5 separate regions of the Mus musculus genome follow, and all the other regions are linked to region 1. Evidence: chromatin loops called from intact Hi-C (ENCODE). Cell type or tissue: left cerebral cortex. All regions are shown on one strand. Region 1 overlaps D630003M21Rik (RIKEN cDNA D630003M21 gene). Region 2 overlaps Bpi (bactericidal permeablility increasing protein). Region 3 holds the start of Vstm2l (V-set and transmembrane domain containing 2-like). Region 4 overlaps Rprd1b (regulation of nuclear pre-mRNA domain containing 1B). Region 5 holds the start of Gm34458 (a long non-coding RNA gene).

The links. Hi-C counts contacts between places; a loop is a spot of excess contacts. Peaks named below come from ENCODE experiments on the same cell type or tissue, not always from the same donor. Only the 100,000 strongest peaks of a DNase experiment are listed, where the experiment ranks them.
Region 2: a loop joins it to region 1, with 2.6 times the contacts of the local background. A loop is called at or near these places in 24 of 42 quality-filtered maps.
Region 3: it touches region 1 in a loop (2.9-fold over the local background); 2 of 42 quality-filtered maps call a loop at or near these places.
Region 4: it touches region 1 in a loop (2.7-fold over the local background); 14 of 42 quality-filtered maps call a loop at or near these places.
Region 5: a loop joins it to region 1, with 7 times the contacts of the local background. A loop is called at or near these places in 20 of 42 quality-filtered maps.

Annotation. Positions count from the first base shown.
Region 1 is chr2:158,202,188-158,207,187 of GRCm38, reverse strand. It overlaps D630003M21Rik (RIKEN cDNA D630003M21 gene), which reads left to right. Exons shown (of 14, transcript NM_177657.5): 9 at 1,389-1,487; 10 at 2,380-2,528; 11 at 3,977-4,115. Among named protein-coding and RNA genes, the nearest start is that of 1700060C20Rik, 13 kb to the right of the region's middle. In left cerebral cortex, a CTCF peak has its summit at 2,867 (motif pointing right); a DNase peak (open chromatin) is centred at 2,890.
Region 2 is chr2:158,262,946-158,267,945 of GRCm38, reverse strand. Bpi (bactericidal permeablility increasing protein) reads right to left here. Exons shown (of 15, transcript NM_001356542.1): 5 at 4,438-4,501; 6 at 152-215. Among named protein-coding and RNA genes, the nearest start is that of Gm34571, 6.5 kb to the right of the region's middle. In left cerebral cortex, no CTCF peak of the experiment used is centred here; a DNase peak (open chromatin) is centred at 2,869.
Region 3 is chr2:157,913,024-157,918,023 of GRCm38, reverse strand. Vstm2l (V-set and transmembrane domain containing 2-like) reads right to left here and starts at 3,371. Exons shown (of 4, transcript NM_198627.2): 1 at 3,093-3,371. The coding sequence starts at 3,213. In left cerebral cortex, CTCF peaks have their summits at 2,958 (motif pointing right) and 4,073 (motif pointing left); DNase peaks (open chromatin) are centred at 3,492, 4,094, 4,516, 4,704 and 4 more places; H3K4me3 peaks cover 2,030 bases; H3K27ac peaks cover 812 bases.
Region 4 is chr2:158,069,447-158,074,446 of GRCm38, reverse strand. The region is part of intron 6 of Rprd1b (regulation of nuclear pre-mRNA domain containing 1B); the gene reads right to left. 2010009K17Rik (RIKEN cDNA 2010009K17 gene) reads left to right here. Exons shown (of 4, transcript NR_040609.1): 4 at 3,812-4,083. Among named protein-coding and RNA genes, the nearest start is that of 2010009K17Rik, 20 kb to the left of the region's middle. In left cerebral cortex, no CTCF peak of the experiment used is centred here; a DNase peak (open chromatin) is centred at 2,792.
Region 5 is chr2:158,105,155-158,110,154 of GRCm38, reverse strand. Gm34458 (a long non-coding RNA gene) reads right to left here and starts at 4,901. Exons shown (of 2, transcript XR_001783529.1): 1 at 4,681-4,901. In left cerebral cortex, a CTCF peak has its summit at 2,739 (motif pointing left); a DNase peak (open chromatin) is centred at 2,724.

The DNA of each region.
Region 1 (5,000 bases):
AAAGGCGGAAGGAGAGAACCAGCTCCATGACACATCACCTGAATCACACACGCACACACACACACGCCCCACATACACCACATACACACACACCACATACACCACATACACACACACCACATACACACCACATACACCACATACACACACTACATACACCACATACACACACACCACAATCTCTCTCACACACACACACATACACACACATGCATGCACACACACACACACATATACCACACACACCATACTCTCTCTCACACACACACATACGCACACACATGCATGCACACACACACACACCACACTCTCTCTCACACACACACATACGCACACACATGCATGCAAACACACACACACCACACATACACACACACACACACACACACACGAGAGAGAGAGAGAAAGACAGAGACAGAGAGAGGAAGAATGGTGTGCATACCCCTCTCCCAATAAAAACTAAAGAAAGAAAGAAACAAAATATGGAGGTAGGGGAGGGAGGCATTGATGCCTGGGACCCTCTGCAGGCTTCTACTGGCATCAGGTACCTGAGTCATTGCCAGCCAATTTGTAGTCCCCAGGAAATGTGCAAGGTTCTACAGGACACTTAGCACAGGGTTTTGGGCATCCTGGCCTCGGTGTCCTGGAATCACCCGCCTGAACAGGGAGAGGGGAGCAGCGTCTACTCGTTTTTTCAGTGGCATGTCCTGCTCCCGGGCTCCAGGTTCCCTCTCCAGAGGCCTCCCATTAACCCCATGACCTTTGAACTTCAACTTTCAGGCTGTCCCTTTAAGGGGAATCTCACTGGGTGATCCAGAGTGTAAAACTGATGGTGATCATGATTCTGGCAAGCTCTGGGCTCTGTACTCAATTCTGTCACAAATTAGTCCATCAACCCTTCATCCTGCTGTAAAATATGTACTGTATTTCTCACCTCCCAGAAGTACAGGGAAGCCCAGAGAGGTTGCATGCGATCTCACAGCTAGCCAATGGCTCAACTGGGCCAAGGTGTTTCTCTAGCCCACCCTCACACCTCCATCCTACCCCTTCTGCAAGGACCCCCAGGGTCTGTGAACAGCTCAGGCCTTCCCTCTTTCTCCTCTGGCTCCTGTTCCCCCACTGCAGACCACAGTGACTTGCAGTAGTGGCACTGTGGCTTGGAGACTTGGTAGATGTTCTCAGACTGCCCCAGAGCATTGGCACATCTATGGGGCGAGGGGTAGGGTAGAGGTGAGAGGAAGACTGGGGCATGGTGGAGAGGCACTTTCACCAGCTCTCCTGATGGTTCTGATGTAGTGTAAGCCTGGTCCCTTCCGGAGTCCCCTAGGGAAAGGCCTCTCCTCTCGGTTCCCTCAGGCTGAGCTCCGCTCTGGTTCCTGTCCCTGCAGAAACTGGACCCATTCCTCACTGACCTTCGCCAGGCCTCCTCCCTGCTGCAGGCTTCCATCCAAGAGTTTGAGAAGGGTGAACCCCCTGGTGGGGTGCAGGTAAACCTGGAATGCAGGGTGAGGAAGCTACCAGCATACCTCAGGCTTTTAAGTACCAAGAGCGCATGAGGGGAAAGGGACACTTGGCGAGGGGCACTCTGCTTTTCACTCATTAGTTTTTAGCCAATAGTTCTTGGGCATCCACCATGCACCCTGCTCTGGGGACCCAGCCTGAGGAACTGGCTTGCCTGTCTGTGCCCTGGTGAGGGTCAGGGTGCAGTGGCAGAGTGGCCGTTTAAAACGTAGTTATGAGGGATTGGGGATATAGATCAGTGGTGAGAATAATTGCCTAGTATACATGAGACCCTATGCTGAAAAAGGAAAGAATGGGGTGGGGGAGGGAAGGAAGACAGTACCAGCTGTGCCAGATGCTGTAAACGTAAGATTGAGTGAGAAGAGCGAGGCGGGTGAGTGGCCTCCAGGCAGAGAGCAAGCATGTGCAACAACCCTGAGGCAGAGTAGCTGCATGTCTGTGGAGCAGAGTTAGGGGGAGGCTAAGAACCACATCTCTGAGAGATGGGCCCAGGAGCTGGGCTGCGGAGCCCAGGGGAGTTTGAAGAAGGGGATCATGGGGTATACCCTTTGTTTTTTTGTTTGTTTTGTTTGTTTGTTTGTTTGTTTGTTTAAAACAAACGTTTTGGCTACAGGGAAAACCAGAGAGCATCAGAGAGCTCAACCAAGAGTCTGGGATGGGTGTTCCAGAGAGAAGAGGGAGCTAGGACCAGTGAGGTTACCATGGTGATAGGAGGGCCGTAGCTTCAGATGTGTTAGAGATTGAAGGACAGATGGAGATGCTTGGACTCAGCTGGGAAAGTCAGGCTCTCTCCCTGTGGGGATCCCTGGAAGGTGGTGAGAGGAGATTGCGCCTCAGGACACCTCCCTCTGTTGGCAGGAGGCTACCAGGTGCCTGAGCAAGTCCAAGGAGCTGATGGAGACGGTGCTGAGGGACCCGGGCCTGCTGGCTCTCCAGAGGGAAGGTGGAACTACTCTGGCCAGCTTGCAGCAAGAGGCCAGCGGGCTAAATGCTAACCCCGATGTCAGGTATAGACACCCGGTCTCCCCTCCTTCATTCCCAGTTACAGTTCAGGAGTGGGGCCGCCCTGTGAAGAGAATGCGTAGGGTGAGGCTAGGGAAGCCACCTTCTTACCCTCTGAACCTTGGGGATAACCTCACCAGCCCCTCCTTCATCTTTAGCCAGAGACAGGCATTGAAGGACTTCCGCTCTTGTCTCCCCCCTCCACACACGGATCTCTCCCTTTTCCATCTCCTGCCCCTCACAATGCCTTGTTGTTATCCACCATGTCACTGCCTCACCTGCTTCACCCAGCCCATCTTGACTACCTGAGGTCCCTCCAGACCTTTGACCTGGAGTTCCACCAGGGGGCGCTGTGGGCCCATGCTCACCGCAGCACTTTGCTGTTCTGTGCTCATCCCTGCAGCCCTTGTGGCTCCCCATTCCTTCAGGAGTTTTGGACTTTTTTTCTGATGAATGTCGGATCCGTGACTGGGGTCCCTTGAAAAGGCACCTTTCCTTCCATCATCTTTGTTTGAAAACCGGCTCCCAGGAAGGGATGGGAGACTCCAGGTTTCTCCCTTCACCAAGCACCTCCATGGGAGAAGTCCCCTGGCTTTAGATCCTCTGGCTTTGGCCAATTTAAAAATGCCTAGCAGGGCAGGTGGACCCCAGGTTCAATGCCATTCTTGGCTACATAGGAATTTGAAACCAGCCTTTGACCCTGAGTCTCTATCCGAGACAAAAGACCATCACTGGTTACAGTTGCTACCCTCTCTGCACCTGTTCCCTGCAGAATGGAGGTCAGGAAGATAGCATGTTGCAAATGGGTGAATGCCACCCAGCCTCCTGGGCCTGACACTCCACTGAATGTTTCTCATGACATAGGGAAGGTCCAAGGTCCCCTGGCTGGCCAGAACCCCGGAAGCAGTACTAGAAAGTTTCACGGTCAGGGCCTGATGCCGGCCTGGAGTGGAATGTGAGCTCTGAGCTTCTGGAAGCCCCTGCTCAGATCACTCGCTGCTCACAGCCACTCCAGGAAGTGAGTTCTGTTACTATCCCCACTTTTTTTTGGGGGGGGGGTTCGAGACAGGGTTTCTCTGTATAGCTCTGACTGTCCTGGAACTCACTCTGTAGACCAGGCTGGCCTCGAACTCAGAAATCCACCTGTGGAGCCAGAGACCCCCGAAGTGGTGATGTTGCACAAGGACCCACGCTAGCAGTTAGCAGAGTTGGGGTTCAGACTCGGATCTACCCAGCTGGCTTAATACTCCACCAAAAAGGAGAAGAATCATTTCAGTTCCTGTGGCACCCTCAGGTTTGCCACTGAGGCCCAGAGAAGGCTAGGGACCTGCTCTAGGTCACACAGTAAGTCAGTGGCTGGCAGCCCAGCTGTGGCCACAGATTAGGAGGGCAGGCACTTGCCTGATGAGAGCACAGAGAAGAACATCTTTTTCACCCTCTTGCCCCGTCCCAGGAGCCATCTGACCGAGGCTGCTGCCCTGTACAACCTTGTGGATGGTCAGCTTCATGACTTGGTCACTGCGTCCAATCAACTCCTCCGAAGGCTGGAGCTCCGCGTCCGCCTGGGCCACCTGGAGACTGCCATCCACCAGGTGAAGGGGAGGCTACAGGGGACATGGCATTTTTACAGGGCTCACTATGTTCTGCAGTTAACATATCAAGCTGGCAGGCCTTGGTGTTTGGGGCAAGGCAGAAAACATGCATTCAAACAGTGATTAAGATACAGTCACAGGGGCTGCATTTATTGAGCACTGGCTGTGTGTGTGCCCCAGACTAGTGTACTTGTGAATATCCTTGTCTTCCAGCATGGTCTCTTATCAGTGACAAAGGAGCTTTGGGGATTCCCCACCACACATGGGGAATCCAGGGCTGGCATATGCTGCCCACTGTGGTTGCACATCTGAAGTCTGAGCCTGGAGCTGTTGGTAACCCTTCACTTGGGGGTTACCTAAAATCCACACAGCTCTCTCTGCCTTGGGCCAGGTCCTCCTGGCTGGGCAGCCCCAGGTCACCTGACTGCTCAAGCCTCTGCACTCTCATTTCTAGCCTTGAATTTTGTAAGTTTGTAGGAGCTTGTCAGTGCCCCCAGAGCAAGAATACCTCATTTTCTTTTCCTGTCACTATGAGGAAATACTCTGGCAAAAGCAACCAGGGGGAGTTTATTCTGGCTCACAGTTCAAGGGTGCTTCATGGTGGGGAAGACAAGGACCTTGAAACGGCTGGTCATATCACATCCATAATTGGGAATATACACCCAGGAGCCCAGCCAGGAATGGCGCCACCCACAGTGGGCGTGTCTCCCATTGCAATCACCAAAATCAAGATAAGCGCGAGGGGCTAGTCTCCTAGCTGATTCTATACTCTGTCATGTTCACACACACATCATAACCATCACAGGGTCAGAGGACCTTTTTATCATCTGTCCCTCAGTGACTGTTCATGCCTATCCATTACCACCCATAAACTGAAGCCAGGGG
Region 2 (5,000 bases), 61 kb before region 1:
AAGGCAGTTACTTTCCATTTTACTTCTGGACACAGAAGGAACCGGCCCAATGCCAGCTCTGGTGGAATTAGCCTGCTCAGCCCCTCCTCAACAGGCTCAGGCCTGCCACTCCCGATACCCCTTCTATTTTCAGCCCACTCCCAGCCCTCACCAGAAAGGGTCTTCAGATAAGGCTGCAGTTTGGAGGACACAGAGTCTCTCACGATCTTGCAGATCTAGGGGCAACCAAAGAGATGTCAGTGAGCTTCAGACATGAGAAGTGCCATCCACAGGGGCTGGAGAGATGGCTCAGTGGTTAAGAGCACTGACTGCTCTTCCAGAGATCCTGAGTTCAATTCCCAGCAACCACATGGTGGCTCACAACCACCTGTAATGGGATCCGATGCCCTCTTCTGATGTGTCTGAAGAGAGTGACAGAGTAAATAAATAATTCTTTTTTTTAAAGCGTCACACCCACAACTGAGAGTCAAGACATGCTGTCTCCATCTTTTCTCTGTGGCTATAGCAAAATACCGGAGACCAAGTAATTTACAGAGAACACGGGTTTATTTAGCACATGGTTCTTTATAAAGCCTAAGAACAAGGGGCTGGCATCTGCTTGGTGTCAGGAGGAGACTTCTTGCTGCATTGTAACGTGGCAGAGGGAAGACCATGGCAAGTTAGAGAGACATGTCCTAGCTTGGATTCCTCTGTCTCCTCCTATCAAGCAGCAGTGCATCATGGGGGCTCATTTGACCCTGATTTGTCTCCCATAGGCTGTACCTTTAAAGACCATTAACAGACTAATTTGGGGATTAAATTCATGTATCTGCATGAACTCTGTGGATCCAAATCAAAGTCACAGCATGCACTCTCCCTTCCTTTGGTGTCTTTTTAAAACACATGCAGCTAACCGAGCTTCCTTTGTTCCCTTGGCCACCAGCTCTGAAACAGCGACTGTTGTGCAAGACTATACTGCCTGCATACTTGTGTTCCGTGTCTTTCCTGCATGTAAAACTTTGCTAATGGGTATTTGATCTATGCTATAGTGTTGTACTCACTGTTATTGTTAGTTAATTTATTTTTTATTTAATTAATTAACTACTTAATTTGTTGTTATTGTCTCAGATCTTTCATGAATGAAGTAGTGAACAAACACAGGTTGGAACATGGTTAGTCTTCCTTTCTCTGCGCTCTTGATAGTGGTGCATCCTCTAGTCTCAGGTGTTGGTGGGCACCCTCACCTTAGCCTCGTGACTGAAGAGGCCATTTCTGGCAGCTTCCCATGATATGGCTCACAAGGGAAGACACACTGACCGACTTGATGGCTGAGGAAGTCTCTCTATTTCTCTAGAACCGTATTTCCCCCACCTGTGACATGGAACAGGCCAATTCCAGTAGCCTAGATAACTTCTAGATAAACCTAGATAAACCTCTGCCATTGGCAAAATTTGCTCACCTACAATCAACCATTATCCAAAACTATGGAAATGGAAAATTCTAGAACTATGAGAATTTCAAGTTTTAAATTGCATGTTGTTTTGAAGAGATGACGAAACCTCACCCAATCCCACCTAAGACATGGATGCCCCCTTTGTCCTTCACATCCACCTTCTGTAGGCTTCCTGGCTGTCAGCCACGTAGCACCTACCCATCCAGGCCATCAGACCAATCCCGGTGTTTGTGCCCATGTAACTGGACTTGCTAATGAGCCTAAGGTCAGGCAGGCTGTCACTGGAACTTTTATGACAGTGTCTTATCAAGAGTGTGACACAGCACTGGCTCATTTAAGCTGTGCTTTATCCTCCGGGTGAGTACAGGGCCCAAGATTTAGCCTTCAAGGCAGGAAGAAAAGGCTTTATAGGATAGCATCATTCCAAGAGGTGATTCCCCAACTGAATAAAATTGGAATAACCCAGCATCTATCTCTCTGCTTCCTGACTGGGTGTGGTGGTACCGTCACCTCATTCTCTCGCTGCCCTGACCGCCCTTCCATTCTGGGCCACACCTTCAAGCAACAGCTGAACTAACCCTTGCTACCTCTGTCATGTTTTGAACCAGCAATGAGTAAAATAATCAATGCCATCGCTGAGAGACTAGACCAGGAGGATGAAGGAATGTTGGGAATTGAAGGCAAGATTGAGGGGTTACTACACACAGACAGTGGCCAGGGGAAAGGATCTATGGCCACAACATCCAAGATCTCTGTGTCACGATAACTAGACCAGTGGGTCACCAGGTAACTGAGACAGAACAAGGGTGGAAAATTATTCAATTTAAAAAAAAAAAAAAAAAGAATGAAGCCGGGCGTGGTGGCGCATGCCTTTAATCCCAGCACTTGGGAGGCAGAGGCAGGAGAATTTCTGACTTCGAGGCCAGCCTGGTCTACAAAGTGAGTTCCAGGACAGCCAGGGCTACACAGTGAAACCCTATCTCGAAAGTCAAAACAAAACAAAACAAAACAAAACAAACAAACAAACAAACAAACAAAAGAATTATTGCAGGAAATCCCCCAGATCTGAGGAAAGAAATGACATTTAAGAACACTAGGTATTCAGGACTGTCTCATGACCCATTGAGGCTCAAGAGGAGAAGCCTCTATAAAGCAAGAACTCTGGAGGCAGCAGAAGAGAAGCCACTCATGCAATCAAAGTCACCAGAGTGACAATACATCTGTCCCAGAAGCCTGGGGCAGGGGGTGGGTGAGGGGTAAGGGACGTACCTTCTCAGTCCCCAAACAAAGAACTGTCTACAGGCTACCAGGAAAAGTTATAACCCAAAGGGAAATAAAAACCCCCTACAATGACCACAGACTAAAGCCATTCTTTCCCCACTAAGCAGTACTGAAGGTGCTATTTAGAGGAATCCTTCGTGGGTGTGGGTGGGTGTGTGGGAGCACACATGACACACAGTAGAGATGCACACCAGTACAGAGCTTGGGCAAGGATCTGTCTCATTAGGAGAAAACCAGTGAGAGGAAGGAAAGACTGGGGCTTCAACTTGGTAACCCGGAAAACCTTTAAGAAAAAGAAGTTGGTGTGCACCACCTCTCAGTGACAACCCTAAATGTGGGGTACAGATGCTTGCCACTCAAGAGTGAGGGGCTGAGTTCGAATCTCCCGGGCCTGTGTAGAAGCTGGTAGTACAACCATCTGGAACCTAGTGCTTCCAATGGAGAGATGGAAGGTGGAGACAAAAAATGTCCAAAGCTTGAGTGTCACCTTGCTTGGTGTGCTGCAGACAAGCAACATAGGGACTTGCACAGCTCAAGCAAGGTGGAAAGTGGGGACAGACACCTGAGCTGTTCTTTGACCAGTGGGCAGAAGCGTGTGTGCACTGGCACATGTGAGTGCACACATACCCTGTACACACACACACACACACACACACACACACATACACACACACACACACACACATGCACACGCACAGGCACGCAGGTGAGCTGACTACGAGTGTAAATGGTCTTAACTCTCTGATTAAAAGATCCAGACTGGCTGAATGGATTAAAGAATAAAGTCCACTTATTGCTAGGCCTTGGTTTGCAGCCCAGATCCTTCCTGGAGCCCCCAACTGGGGAGAGAGGGAGGAGGGAAGGGAGAGAGGGAGGGTGGGGAGGAAGAAGGGAAGAGAGAAGGGGTGGATAAGTTTCACTTGGGATGTGCTTCTGGTACAGGAGGCCGTAAAGTCCCAAGAGGAACTGGGCCACCCTTCTCTGAGGCCCTGGGCCACTTCTCTCCCTGGCCCAGGATGACAGGGGGTTTCAGGGATGGCTGAACACTCCGGCTACTCCTGAGATACTATGAGCCCTCTGTCGCTTACCCACGAGACCAATGGGTATTGGTTCCAAATCAGCAAATGGAGCCCAAGAGTCTCTGCAGCCTCCCAGGGCCTTAGCTCCCTTCTTGGCCAACTCCCCAGCCTGCTCCAGCCTGCTCAGGCCCTCCCCCTGCAGCCTGTGGCAGGAGGCACCCAAGGTTCTTAAGTGGGGGCTGCTGCCAAGCAGAATATCCTGCTGCTGCTGACCTTTTTGGGACCTAGTACCCAGTGTGGACACAGAGGGTTCTTGCAGTAGGTTACACTGTGGCGGGATGGGGGACACCCTGTCATCTGCACCCTCACTCTAACTGGGCTCCACATTCCACGGGGACCCCGTCTAGATGCCTCTTCCTGGTGCCATGTTTTCTAGGGCAGGAACAGGCAGGGTCGGGGAGGGGAGGAGACAGGAGGGAGGTTGTGGCTGTTCCACTGTGAACACAGAGGCGGGTGCACACAGGCAGTTACAGGAAGGTTTTCTGGGTAGGAGGAAGCCCCTCCCTATGCCTTCTATAGGGCTTTGCTGTAAAGTGCATAGCTCAGCTCTGGGGATGAAGTTATGGATGCTGAGGGGTTGGGATGAAGGCCAAGGTATGTCCTTGAGGCCTCTGCCCTGCCCCACTGATGCCCAGGGCCTCCTACCTTTTTGTAAATGATGTTTTTCAGGGAAGTCTCAATTTTCCTGTGGAACAGTCGGATCAGCCACCTGGAGGTTGACATGTGGGGACATACAGGAGACTTTCAGGTGTACCTGGGAACCCTGACAGCTAGGCTAGGCCTTGGTGGGGGAGCCTCCATTAGACATCTCTCCCCATTTTGCAGCAACCTGCTTGCTGGACTACTTTCTTAATAGCTTCAGACACCTGCCCTTCACCATTTCCACCTCCCCACTGCCCTGCGCCTCTGTAAACCAGACACACTGGCCTGCCTTGTTCCCCAGTACCTCTGCTTCCTCTCACCACAGTTGGTACATGTGGTCCCCTTTGTCCAAAACACCCCAGCAGCAACTTCTACCCACGCATTCTTTTCATCTCGGTTCAAATGTCATTTCCTCCTGCCCCCAGACTGGGCCAGCTCCTCCAGTGCTAAGTGTCCAGGGCGCTCTGTACCTTTCTTAAGTTCTTACGGGCCTTGGTGAGCCCTGCATGGATGCAGTGACATCCTTAATGGTTCTTCTCCCTCCCCCCACTCTGAGTCAGGTGCTT
Region 3 (5,000 bases), 290 kb after region 1:
ACAGTGACCTTGGGTGAGTCGTTTGGTGAGCTCTCCAAACGCAGTTTTCTTGAGTATCTATCTAATGCCAGCCTGCATGAGTTCACAGTGGGGAGAGGTCTGGGCACTTAGAACACACAGTCAGCATTCCATACACTGTAGGTCCATCCCCTCCCACCCCTGCTAGGGGCATAGCCATGAGCTGCCCTTTTCTTGTGAGGAAAGCCAGAGCAGCTGCCATTGCGATGTAGGAGGTGTGAGTCTCCCCATCCTGTCTCTGAGTGCTGGGGTTCGGGTGCCTTCTGAGAGCCAGGCACCATCCATTCTGCAAGCTTTGGCGATGCTTCCTCTGAAGGCGGTTGAGTGGACGTTGGGGGAGGGGGGTGTTGGGGAGTAAACAGACATCCTTGCTGGCTGACCTGCCTGGTCACAGACACTCCGTGTGACAACCCCAGGGACAGACAGGTGCAAGGCAATAGCTGGTGGCTGGGCAGGATCAGGTGGAGCTGCAGCCGTGAGCTGACACCAAGCTAAGCAGTTGAGGTTTGTGGGTTCATCCCTAGGACTCCCTGCTCCGAGCCCCAACCCTTTCTCCTAAACCCATAGACACCATCCTGACCTGGCCTTATTCCCTGAATCAGCTGAGGACATGCGGAGCCCAGGAATAATGAAACGATCAGGCTCCAATCTGCTAAACAGCAATTTCGGGGCTTTTTCAGCACACACAGCTTTTATCAAATTGGTATTCTCCTCCTGAACACAAATGGCTTATTAGACATGACCCACTTATTCGCCGCGTCTCACTATCATTAATAACTGTTTCTTTTTGTGATTAAGTGAGTGGCTCCAGACCCTTCCTGTGGTGACAGGGTGCTGGACCCAGCAGAGGGGCAGCTGTGGGGCTCCTTAGCAGCCAGTGCTTGGTGACTTTGAGCCTGGCAATGTCGAGAGGGTGGACGGGCCCCTGCAGAGCAGTGGGGCCATCTCTTGAGGGACAGAGCAGAGGAGGTCCCAAGGGGTGACCCATTTACCCAGAGACAGTCAAGAGGAGATCAGATTCTCAGAAACTGGTCCTGTCCCCTTTGCATCCAGCACCTCCCTGAATCCCCAATTCAGGGGTTGGTCCAGAGTGGGGATGAGAAGATCAGTAGGGCTGTGCCCCTCTCAGCGCAGCTGGCACCAGGGGGCAGGAGGAGACTGTCACACAAAGGAAAGAGCCTGCTTACTCAAGAATGACCCAAATTCGGAGGGTCTGGTGCCCCAAAGACAATGACCATAGGCCTCAGAGTTCTATGTTTGTACCTCAAGGGATCTCAAACTCAGAAAGGCAAGTCCTTCTTGAAGAGGCCTCCTAGTATAAGTTTTGACAGTGCCAAGGAACTGAGCTGGACAGGCAGACGGGAGGGGAGAGAAGGGAGGAATTCCCAGTTTCCCCTGAATGAGAAAAAAAAATGTGACAGGGAGAGAAATGACCTGGACAAAGTGCTGCTTCTCGCCTGACAGACCCTGGAGCCAGTCTTGGCTCAGCCGCTCTCTCACTGTGTGACCTTGGGCAACTCCCTTCACCTCTCTGAGACTTGATTTCTCCTCTGTGAATAGAGCATCAAAATAGTCCTTTCCCTGTTTTCTACCTTTCCTGCCAGGCCAGCAGAAATCATGATGGACATCAAGGTATGTGAGAGGTTTTTGTCCAACATAGCGAGGAGGTGAGGTGTATGTAGATACGGGGATCTGGGCTTCCCTTAGGCACAGGAATTCTGAGCATGGCTTTGAAAACCCCTCCCTCTGGAGCAACCCCAATCGTGCAGCACACCTGTAAAAGGCCTTGCCTGGGTTTCCAGGCTCTGGCGCACACCTTTAACTCACTCCCATCAAAAGAAATCATCCTGTTCTCAGCCCTTTGTTCAAACCTCTCCCAGCCTGGGCACACAGAGCACAGCACGTGTGCTGTAGCCTCTGATGAGGGAAGGGATGGACGGAAGCAGGGTCACCTCTGGTTTCAACCACCCCTGCCCCATCACACAGCATGGCTCAGGGGCAGGGAGCCTCCACAGCTGCCTGCCCCACACCACCCAACTCTGCTGCCAACTTGGGCTCCTGTGGGGAGGAAAGGCGCTTCAGACACTCGTGCAGGCAGCACTTGCTTTCTCCTTGCTCCCACAATGCTGGAGTTCAACATTTCAGTCCTCTAGGGGCAAGGTTGAGATGGGGTCCCCGAGATGGGGGTGTCCTGTAGGATTCAAGGGGTTCATGATCCCCCCAGGGACAAACACCCTACATTCCTCTTTACTCCTGGCCTCTAGCTGAAAGAATAGACCTCAACTACTCCAGTGTATCCCAGCTCTCCGTCCCTACCTTCTTATCCCCAGACTGTCCCTACCCCTGGATGCCACCCACCCACATGGATGGCAAAGGAAGCTGCCACCCAGGCTAGCAGGTCTTAAGCAACAGCATCTGGCGCCCCTCAGGACCATTCCCGGCCGTGGAAGGGATGGATCCTGATGAAGAGGATGCAGGAGCAGTTTCAGCGTTAAACCCACAAAGGAGAAAGGAATCGGGGCAGAGAGAAGTGGGTGGGCAAAGTGTGTGCACAAGTGCGTGCGTGCATGTGTATCCGTGTCTGCAGGCAGACAGGCAAGAGTTGTGGCGAAGCGAAGCGTGTGTGCCCGAGTGCCAGCTGGCAGGGTGAGCCACCAGCCAGTGTCTGATTCGTGTGCGTAGTGGGCACAAGTATATTTACCAGCGAGGAGAGGCTCAGAGGGGATGTGCAGAGTTGTGAGTGTGGGATGCAGTGAGCGTGGCTGAGTGTGTCCGCGGTTGGAGACATCTGTATGGTCGCAGAGGTGTGTGTATCCGTGTGAGTGTGTACGCGCGTGGAGGGGGTCTTCTGCGAGCTGGGGCCAGAGCGAGTGTGCTCTTGGGAACCCCTTCTCGCAGAGCTGGCCCCGATAGGAGACAGGGTGGGTCCCCAGTCCCAGCAGAGGGCGCCCCGGAACTCTGGGCCATAGCATCAGTCGGCGCAGGTTCGAGCACCGCGACCGCCAAGTTGGAGCGGCTGCGACCGGGGTGGGGTTCAGTGGGGGGAAGTCCGTGGGGGCTGCGCGCAAACTCACCGTGTCCGGAGACGTGGTTGTCCCAGGGCGCATGGCCTGCGGGTCGCGTGGCGCCGCCGAGTTGCAGGAAAAGTGCCAGGTAGTGGAGGGCGCCCAGCGCCGCGGCCAGCGGGGCCCCCATGCTGCGCGCTCCGGCCGGGGGCGCCGCCGCCTCACATCGGGGCTCCGCAGCCCGCAAAGCCCGCGCCCGCCGTACCCTGCCCGGCGCCGCCGCCGCCCTCTCCTGCTGGCCCCGGCCCGGCCCCGGCTGCAGGCAGCGAGCGCACGCCCAGCCCGCCGCCTCCGACTGCGGGACTCTTCGCTTGCGCGGAAGGCCACTCCGCGCCGCCGCGCACCCGCCCTCCCCCTCGCTCCCCGCCCTGAGCCGGCGGCGGCGGAGGGATCCGCAGCTTGATTTATCATCAAAGTTTTGCCCAGGCTGGGATTTTTAAAGCGGTACTCGCAACTGGCCTCCCGCGCGGGAGCGGGGGTGGGGCAGGCCCGGGGGTGGAAGGCCACCTGGGGACCTAACCCCCCGCAGGGCGGAACACTAGGGTGTTGGGAGTCGAAATCCGATCGTTGGGGATAAACATCCGACCTGCCACCAGACCCGTGCGCTGGAGGGGCCGCTCAACTTTGCCAGCTGGGTAGTGTTGGGGCCAGGGCCAGGCGAGGTGCAGGACAGGTGAATAGGGGTGGGGGGCGCACCCGGGATGAGACATAGGTGAACTAGTTTAAGATCTGGCAGCTTTGGGGTCCCCGTGTGATCACGCGTAGTTTCTCCTGTCCTCGAGTTCTTCGTCTGAAAAATGGGGACAGACGCCACCACCAGAAGCAGTGTGTGTCGGGGGTTGGGGGGGGGGGGGTCTTTGGAGTTAGGTGGGTAAAGTGGGGAACATCGTGGCGCCCACACAATGTAGTTATCATTGTGGTTCCTGTCTCTGGGACTCAGCAGTTAGTGGGGCTCCTAGCTTAGAGGTGTTGGGGTTCTACACAGTGAACTGGATCGCCCCCTTCTGGACTGTAAGGCTCTCCCTAGATGAAAGGTCTAGATGGAGTGTGTGTGTGTGTGTGTGTGTGTGTGTGTGTGTGTCTGTGTGTGTAAACCATGAAGACTCTTTCATTCCCAAGAGTGGCAGTCCAATTCTGATTCCTTCCTTGACTCTTTAACTGAGGCTTTTGTGACAGGAAAAGAGGGTTGGGGGGTTATTTTAAAGAAAAGCCTATTTCATAAGGCTGCCTTCTCCGAGGTCTTGAGAAGATCCGGAGCAAGGTTTCGGACCCCGGGAAGGATTCTTCCTACCCTCATTTCTCCTCTGCCTTCGCCGGCAGGCATTGTTTCAGCATTGCGGACAGCACCCTTTTCGTTTCATCCTTTAAGAACCGCGGACAGCGCCTCGGGGGTGATTAGATGCGAGGGTTCAGCACCGTGGACAGATCCCCGCTCCACACACACAGCACCGCAGGGATCCAGCTTCCAGCACGGCTCACAGTACCTAAAGTTTGAGAGATCTAAAAAGCGGAGTGACACACCGTGCTTGCTGTCTTTATTCTGTCTCCCTATGCCCCTTTCAGATATTATGGTGGATAGTATACTGTTGTCACCAGGATCAACTCAAGTTTCCCTCCCTGCTAGGTGTTGCATGTTAGAGGCACAGTTTCAGCACCACGGACAGCTCCTCTTCAGCATCAGCCAGCTGTGCAGAGGCTCTTTAAACTCCTATCCAAGATCTTTCCAGAACACTGTGGTGGCAGAACCGGGGATCGGACCCGAGTGTTCTCCTCTTCAAACGCAGATTGGAAGTAAATAAATACATTTCAAAATATGAAGAGGGGCAGACAGAGAGACAGAGACTGAGTGAGACTGGAGGGAAGGGCACAGCAAAGGGACAAGAAGTCTCAGGTCCTTCCAGAACAGCCTCTAGGTAC
Region 4 (5,000 bases), 130 kb after region 1:
TGTATTAAGGGTTCCGCGTTAGGAGGGATGAAAGCACAGTTTTTGTGTTAAAAGCTTACTGACCACCCCAGATCAATCACTCACAAGCAAGTTCTCTACATGCTCAAAACACTCACCTGCCACCACCGCCTGGGTCTGTAGTCCTTGAAGTCTCTGTGCTAATTTCTCTAGGAGGCTGCCAGCCTCACCTAGAATCTACTCTCCCTGTACCCTCGCCACTGAGAAGGTACAAAGTGCCCTGTTACCACGAGTCAGAGCCCAAAGCCTTGGAGGATCTCTTGCTTCTCTGGGTTCTAGCAAAAGCCCCTCTACCTACTGGTTGAGCTCCACCTGCCTGAGAAAATCCACTTAGTTCCCAAAGAGCAGGTGTCCACCCACACCGTTGCTCTGCAGCCCCCACCCCTTGCTGGGTCCATCCACACCGTTGCTCTGCAGGCCCTGCCCCTTGCTGGTCGACCAGAGATCCCAGTAGCTGCTCTGTGTTAACCTCAGTCCCATCGGACTTCTAGCTTCCTTTAGTTTACACTTCCAATGATAGAAATGGGGCAGGGTTTTCTGTCCTTAGCTCACAACACTTCTAATAAATCTGTATGAGAAAACACTGGGCTATGTGAGGTCTGAGGCTTAGAAACACTAGAGGCTTACCCCCACCCCCCCCCAAACATTTTGTAAGGACAAGGAGGTTTTCAAGGCCCAACCCACGCTGCGTAGACTTTCCTAAAGGTGTGCACCCAAAGCACTGGGAAGATGCAGAGGCCAGGGATTAGCAATGGTTCTGGCTCTTCCATCCTAGTTAAGACACATTTCCTACGGAAACCAGGCTGTCCCTGAATTCACAAGAGACCCACACACCTCTGCCTCCCAAGTACTGGAATTAAAGGTGTGCACCACTACACCCAGCAGTAATTTCTCAGTTCTTCAATGCCAAATGCCTTGCACACAGGACACAATCTTGAGGATGTATGGAAAACTATTAAAGAGGACTCTTCCATCAAACCAGGAAGCTCTGGACACACGCGCCTCACTCCATATCCGCCACACCCCACAGTGCCCAGCACAGTAGCGAGATAAATTAGCAACACAGAGAACAAACATACGTATAGGAATCTTCCTCAAACTTGGACTTCAGGCAACACTTTCATTCCTGCAACGGAAGCCACATTTAAGCCTGGGCTCTACAAGGCCAAGGCCCCCTGCCTCTGCCTGCACCAATATTTACGTGGCACTTGTCTTAGACATCAGGCCAATGGTCTCTTTCTAGATGTAACACATGACTAATCATAGCACTTGGAAGCAGGGCTGAAGCAGGAAGATCACGAATTCAAGGCCAACCTGGGCTACACAGAGAGATCCTGTTCAAAAGCAGAACAAATGAAAGCCTTGTGGGCCAAGAGGTTTAAATAATCAACAGGGCAAGCAGGCCTGGCCTCCAAGTTCCTACTGCAGTCAAGACTGCCTTAGAACAAGGGCCTCACGGGGCAGCTCAACAGCCCAGCTTAGTGACAGACAGGGACAGGCCTCGCTGTAGCTAGCCCTCTTATGGTCACTGAGCAGATTCCATCTCCTCCCTTGTTGAAGACTCAGGCTTTCCAAATGAACTCAACTATAAATGCTGTCACGGTCTATCAAAGCATTCAAGAACAAGCCCAAGCAAAACTACCCCATGTGTAACTTCAGTTCAGTTCACATTTCTATTCTTTCCTGTTTTGACACTCCCCAAGGTAGGGGAGTGTACTCCCCACTCCAGCCCCGAGGGAACTTCCCAGTGTCCTGGTTTTAAGCAGGGCAATAAGAGCTCAGGAAAATCAAAGACTCTCATGCCTTTCCTCTTAGCAGTGTGTGGTCCTCGAGCTGTTGCTGAAAGGCTCCCTTGGAGAACAGTGTGCGTCACAACTCCTGCCTCCTCCACAATGAGACCTGTGGCGATGTGAATAAAAATGGCCCTCTCAGGCTCATATATTTGAATCCCTGGTCACTAGAGAGTGGCACTAGTAGAGGAGGGTTAGGAGGTGTGGCTTTATTGTCGGTGTAGCCTTTGCAGGGGAAGTGTCTCACTGCGGGTGGACTTTGAGGTTTCAAACGCCCATGCTAGGCCCAGTTCTCTCTGCCTGTGGATTAGGATATATCTCTTAGCTATTGCTCTAGTGTCATGTGTGCCACCATGTTCGCTGCCATAATGAACTAAGCCTCTGAAACTGTAGACAAACCCCCAGTTAAATGCTTTCTCTTTTAAGCGGTGCCTTGGTCATGACATCTCTTCACAGTGATAGAACAGTGACTATCACCCAGCAGTTTCCTGTGAGTAGGCCCACTAGGAGCACTCTGATTCCCAAAGGATGAAGTTTTCCTGGCTCTTTAGCACTCCAAAAGCCACTTAAACAGGGCAAGGACAGAATCCACAGGCTATTTATTCAGAGTCTCCTATGCTTGTGTGTGATCCTGACCCAGGCATGGGAGTCTACTACTCATGCCTCCCTGTTTGGTCCATGCATTTAAGAGATTAGGAGTCACACCATCAACACCCCAGGATGCTGTTGCTGCAGTGAGTTTACTAGCCGTGGTCTCTCTGGCAGCTGCCCCCCACCCTCCACCTACAATACAAGGTCTTTGTTGCTCTCATTCTTCGCTGGTGCCTTCCCTAAGAAGCCTAGGCAAACCCAACAGTCCCACCCACATGCTTCCTACTTGGGCATACTTCAGTCCCTAGCTGCAGCCGCCAGCCTGCCCACTGAACATCAGTGCAGAACCCTGAAACGGGTCACATCACATCTGACCTTCTGCCACCACCGGAGTCAAGATCCAGGGGACTGTGATGAGCTTCTAGAGTCTCTGTGGCTGCCAAGCAATGTTTCAAATACAGATAGCCTAAGGTGTGTTCTGAGATAATGTCTAGGATTTATGCTCTTGGCAAAGCCTTGGAGTCTTGCCTCACAGCCACAAAGTACAGGAGAAAGTGCACTAACAGCACTGGCTAACACTGTGAACTCAGGGATCATGGCACAGTGAACAAAGCGTTGAGGGAGCAGGGCCTTCCACATTCTTTGCCTTTTATGGCCAGGGCAGTGAGCCAGACCTGACATGCTACAGATGAGCTCTGGGGTAAGAGGTTAAAATGACAGTGACCTTTCTACAGCAATTTCATTTTTGAAACAAACAAAATTGTGTTTCCTCTAGCAACTCACCTAAAAAATGCTGACCCGAATATAAGCTTTTTCAAACCCACTCTTCCCCTGGCTAGAGTGTTTATATAAGTACTAACACTGGGGTGGCCTGAATGCTGAAAAGCAGCTATGGGGCACCATGGCTGTCTCCTTTATCATATTTTGCTGTGATAAATATGGGACATAGGGCACAGCTCCTCCTAGGTGAAAATCATGTGCAATGCAGTTCATGAAGGGCCTTGCTTTAAATAATGGTGGTACCACACTGAATGTAACTCCAAGAGCTACTTTGTAACATAGAGAAGCTGGCTTTTGAGCCTCTGGAGTGCAGCACTTACCTAGCGTGCACAAGGACACAGCTCCAATGCCAGGACCAGGAAGTGGGAAAAGAAAAAGGAAGTAAACTTTTACCTGGATGTGGTCTAACCTAGCCGAGGCCCTCTCAGGCCTCAGAAGGCTCATCCTTCAATGCTCACAGGACCTGCTCTTACAATCAGAAACCTCAGCAAGCACATCTGTTCAGCCATCATCTGGCTGAAAGAACAGCACCTATATCTTCATACTGGAAATAAGAATGCTGCTTCAAATTTTCTGTCACAGATCCATGTAGAACAAAAATCGTCACTAACCTGTCCCTCTCTCCCTGCCAGCTCCAGGGCAGCTACCACATTTCAGAAGGATACATTCTGGGGATCAGAGCAGGGCTGGAGCTGCTGAGTAAGACGCTGGGGAAGATACAAGGAGAAGAAGACACTGTGGCTGCATCCCCACGTCTGCGGACTGGTCAGCTTAATCACTAAAGCCATTGACAAGCATGCACAGAGAACCTTCTAAAAGGACAAATGGCAAATGAGTACAGAGGAATGTCCTCTGGACACCCATCCATCTGTCACATGACAGTGGGCTTCTTAAACACTGGAACATACACAAACTTTTTCTGGGCCCTTCTTTTTCCTCTGGGGACCCTCAAGTGTTTCGACAAAAACCCCAGTCTTGGGGCTCGAGGGATGGCTTGGAGGTTAAGAGCACCTGCTGCTCTTTCTGAGGATCTGGGTTCAATTCCTAGCACCAACATAGTGGCTCATAACCATCTGTAACTCTAACTCCAGGGAATCTGACACACTCCTCTGGCCACTGTAGGTTCCAGGCGTGAACATGATGCACAGATGTATATGGAGACAAAACATGCATACCCATAAAAAATATTTACAACAAACAAACAAACAAAAAATCCAACACACATATCTGATAGGGATTTTCATAAACAGGGCAAGCATACAAAGTTACATGTCTATACAGACACTGAGAACATTGTAACGGATAAAAACAAAATACTTTTAAGACTAGGCAATTCCTGATAATTTTAATGTGGTGAAAAAACAAAACAAAACAAAAAAACCCTAGACATTTACAATTTGAAGTGGTAGGCCTATAATCCCAGCTATTTGGGAGTCTGAAATAACAGGATCCTAAGTTCAAGGTCAGGTTGAACTACAAAGGAGTTTAAGGCTAGCCTCAATTGAAGAAGGAATTCCAAGGCCAGCCTGGGTAACCTAGTAAAATCCTGCTTCAAAATAAAAAAGAAAAGAAAAAGAGAGCAGGAGACACAGCTCGGTGGTAGTGTCATATTCAAGGTCCCATATTTAACCTCCAGTTCCTCAGAGGTAAAAACAAAAACAAAAGCAAGCAAACAAACAAGCCCCACATCAACAATTTAATAGAAATCTATAAAATACAGTGAGAAGACTCCTGTCCTTCAAAGTGCAAATACTTGTGCAAGGGGACTCTTCACAATATAGAATACCAGGAAAATCAAAATACTAAATTATTTTTTTAAGA
Region 5 (5,000 bases), 97 kb after region 1:
AGACACAATGTTTTTATCCTCTGGCTGCTTTGCTGTGTCCCTTCACAGAGTTAGGGTGCCATTCCATCCCCAGACAAAGGGGCCTTAGAGGATAGTTTGAGACACACATGTTTGGGTGTGAAATGGGGGTGAGAGGGTGAACCTCACCTCCATAGGTGGTTTCTCGGTGAGCTCCAACAGCACATGACAGTTAACAATATAATCTATATTATACACACAGGCTGGACACAGGCCGAGGCAGGGAAGCTACTGTGGAGCCTGGAGCCTGAGGAGGATCCTCCAGAGACAGGCAGGAAGCATGCTAGCTGAGCTGCTGGAGGAAGGTACAGCAGCCTGCGAGCTGGGTGCGGGAGGCAGGAAGGAGGTGGGGGGAGAGTCCGTTTTCTAGGAAGTGAAGGCTACCTCAGCAGGCATGATGTGCATCTGTGTGGGCCCAGCTTTGGAAGCTGTGTGTTCTGTGTTCCAGGCAGGGCCCGGCCACCTCAGGAAGTGTATGAGGGAAAGTGTTTCTGGGAAACGGCCCCAGAGACTTCAGAAGAAAGGAATCTGCAGCTTAGAAGTCTCTAGCGATTGCTGGGGTTTCTTTTCACAGTCTTTCTAAATATTTACTTTTGTGTCCGAATCGATATTCATCATTTTCCTTTGTATTCTCCTTAAATCCGATCTGCCAAAATAAAAAGTAAACCTACAGTTGCCTTGCCAGAGGAAATAAAATTAAGAAATTAAAAAAATATGCGCTTGTCCAATTACGATGAGTCATAACAGAAGTTTGAGACTTTATAGTAAGAAATGTATTTATGGGCTGGGGAAATGGCTCAGAAGGTAAAGTGCTTTGCTGCACAAGTTAGGGGAGCTGGGTTTGAATCCCAGAACCCACAAGAGAGAGACAGAGAGAGACAGAGACAGAGACACAGATACAGACAGAGACAAACAGAGATAGAGACAGAGAGAGAGGAGAGAGAGGAAGAAGGAGAAGAGGGGAGGGGAGAGGAGAGAGAGAGAAGAGAGAGGAGAGAGAGAGACAGACATACACAGAGATACAGAGACAGACAGAGAGTGAGGTGCTGAGACAGGAGGACCCCCAAAACTCCCTGATCAGCAGTCTAGATGAATCACCAAGCTCCCAGTTCTGTGAGATCCCTGTCTCAAAAGCTAAAATGGAGACGTGGTTGAGGAAAGAACCTGGACATCAATCAGCTCTGGCCTCCACTTGACGCCCCTCGCCCCTGTGAGTGCTCCCACAAACTCCTCACTGCCTTCCTTCCGATGTATTTACTGCACAGCCAGCCAAACACCCTTGCTCAGCCCAGCCTCCCCCAGGTGCGCTGGCCACTGGCAGCCTACGGTTGAGGCAGAGCCCAGCATGTGTATTGCGACTCACTGACGGTTTTACTATCAGGAAAACTTTTATTTTACAACAAAGGCTTGGCTAGCTTACCTGGGTTTGATTTGAGATTGAGGTTGTTTATTTATTCATTCATTTGTTTGTTTTGACACGTGCTCTCCTGTAGCCCAGGCTGGTCTTGAACTCGCTATGTAGCCCAAGGATGACCTTGAACTCTTGACCCTCTACCCCCACCCGATACGTGCTAAAGTTACTCTTTCACCACCACACCCTGCTCTTCTTTGTTCTTATCTATCTATCTATCTATCTATCTATCTATCTATCTATCTATCTATTTTTATTTCTTGGTTTTTCAAGACAGGGTTTCTCTATGTAGCCCTTACTGTCCTGGAACTCACTTGGTAGATCAGGCTGACCTTGAACTCACAAAGATCCTCCTGCCTCTGCCTCCCAAGTACTGGAATTAAAGCTCATTATTATTGATTTATTTTAATGTGGCCTACCAAGTGGAAAATTGTCATGTGAGAATATTGTCACACCACAGTGAAGTTTAAATAGCAGTTGGTCTATCAGTAAGTTGTAATACACACGTACACACACTCACACAGCACACTTACACACACTCACACAAGCACACATTCACACAAGCACACTCACACACACATGCACACAGTCATAAGTACACTCACACAATACACTCACACACATACACTCACTCACACAGGACATACACTCACAGATACACACTCACACTCACACATTTGCTACATCCTGTGCCTGCCTTTATGCGTATGTTTGAGTGTGTGGTAGTGTGTACGCATGCACGAGCATGCATGTGGGGGTGGGGCTGAAGTTGACATTTGGTGTCTTCCTTCATTAACCGCCACTAATTTGTTGGGTTGAGGGTACTCCTTGAGCCTGGAACTCACCAATTCCTGCTAGTTTAGCTAGCCAGCTTGCTTTGGGAATCCCTTGTGTCTGCTCCACAGGGCTGGGATTCTTGGTGACCACCAGGTCCACCTGGCTTTTGCACGAGGGGACATGAACCAGTCCTCATAACTGCTAGGCTAGCATCTTTACCCACTAACTCATTTCCCCACTCCTCCTCCTCCTCCTCCTCCTCCTCCTCCTCCTCCTCCTCCTCCTCCTCCTCCTCCTCGTTCTTTTGAGATAGTTTCACTCACTACATAACCCAGGCCTCAGACTCTCAGTAATTCTCCTGCCTCACGCCCCTAGTACTGAGATTACAGCTAGGAGCTCACACAGACTGGTGATTGTGCCTTTTCTATTTACACATCAACCCTGAATGGGAACGCTGTCCCACAGTGGCAATTACTCCCAACTTCAGCACAGGGACGAGCTAGGATGTCATAACTGTGCCCCCTGGAGGGCTGTGGGTTGATAGCAGTGGCAGCCAATCTTGCTCTAGAAAGTTAGGTCCAGCAAGGGGCTGTTGGAGCAAGGCAGTAGGGAGATCTGAAAGGGACAGCTGCCAAGTGACCCTTTGGGAGGCAGCAGAGACACTTTCCATGGTGGATACGCAGAGGACAGGCAGGCAGGAAGCAGGCTGGGAGTTTGGTGCAAAGCCAGGAAGAGAATTATGTAGGGGCTCATAATGGGGACTGAGGAAGAAGGCGCCTGGTCTCTGATGCTTTCCTTAGCTACAGTGGTCCTGCCCTACAGGGATGGCTGAAGATGAGCACTGGCAGCCCATGCTCCACCAGGCACCACCAGGCCCCAGGCCCCCTGAAAAGATTTTCTCTGCCAACTCCCCCTCCATTCTTTCTCAGATCTGGCCAGCCCTGCTCAGGGCTGACAAGCCGTCTACACCCAACACTTGGCAGTGCCAAATCTTAACAGCCCTTGCAATTTGTCTCTCATGCATCACAGAGACCCCCTCCTCCTTCTTTCTATCTCCTATTTCATTGGCGCATTCCTTCAGTGGGGGGAGGGCTTCTTGAACTTGGTGCTGCTGGGGTCTGTGTTGCTGAGGCCCCCAATGGTCCTGAGAAAAATGAAGCCCAGCAAAGCAACTTGAGGCCAGAGTCACCCAAAATCAGTCAGGGCTGGACTATTTTTTTTAAATATAATGCTGTTTTTAAAAAAAGACTTACTTATTTTATTTTATGTGTATGTACATGTGCCTAAGTGTATGTATATATGGGCTCTGCATGCACGCAGGTGTCTGTTGAGGTCAAAAAAAGATGTCAGATCCCCTAGGACCGGAGTTACAGGTGATTGTGAACTACCTGATGGGGTGTTAAGAAATGAACTCAGCTCTTAACCACTGGGCCATCTTCCCAGACCCAGAGCCAGATTTTAACAATAACGGCAATAGCAGTAATCACGTGCTGGCTCTTAGCGGTATGAGACACAGATTGAGGCACTGTGCAGACGTTAGCCATCGGCCCCTCGAGGTGACTCAGAGGAGGAATCAGTTGGTTTTGTTTTGTTTTGTTTTGTTTTTTTCAAGATAGGGTTTCTCTATAGTAGGCCAGGCTGGCCTTGAACTCAAGAGAGTCGCCTGTCTCTGCCTCCCAAATGCTGGGATTTAAGGTGTGTGCCACCATGCCCAGTTGGAATGAATTGCTCTTACCAGAATCTTCAAATGCTATTGAAGTCTTCCATTGCAGAAAATGCATACACATCCACCCTCCCTCACAAATGCATGCACACACAAACACACACACACACACACACACACACACATCTACCCAACACATATGCACACACAATCTACACACATGCACACACATCTACACATACATTCACACAATCACACTTCTACATGCACACACACTCACATATCTGTGCACACTCTCTCTCTCACACACACACACAGAGACTCACACATACATACACACACAACAAGTTGGGGGAGAGGGAGGAGTTCTATGCAGAAGGCTTACTGACCACATGGGAAGATAATTAGAGTCACTGAAAAGTTTTCCCTTCCAAACCACAAGGAGATAATGTCACACCCACATGGGGGCTGTGACCCTGAGGCAGATAATGACAGTCGAAGGCAGGATGTGGAAAGCCTGGACCGCTCTCACAGCTCTGCCAGAGACAAGCTGTGGTGCAGCTGTCTGGGGACACGATCCCCTATGACATCAGGTTAGGCACGGAGCAAACACTGGACCTTCGGGCTCCTCCCAGAGCGAAACCAGAAAATGGAAAACACATTCACCAAAGCCAGAGTGGACACAACCCAAACTTGCACTAACTGATAGGGGGCAAACAGGGGGCATCTACACAACGGAGTATTACTCTGCAATGAAAAGGAGGAAGTGATGTGAGCACAGTACAGATGTGATTTGAAAGCATTTCCCTACCTGGAAGCAGCTGCTCCCATGAGACCACACATCATATGACTCCGTTTATGTGAAATATCCCCAAACAGATCAATGGCTCCAGGGGCATCTGGTCCTCTGGCCTCCATGGGCACTGCAGTCCTGCAGACCCGAACTAGGCACACAAACGCACACATGATTAAAAAAGAAAATCTTGAATTAAGAAGGTACTTGAGTTTTGTCCAGGCTGTTGTCTTGCCTAAGTCCACCCTACCTTCTTCTGTTCCTCCGAGTGATCAAAAGTTGTTGATTTCTAAGACCCAGATCAAAGGCCGTTACAAAGACTTCCTCAATAGGCTGCA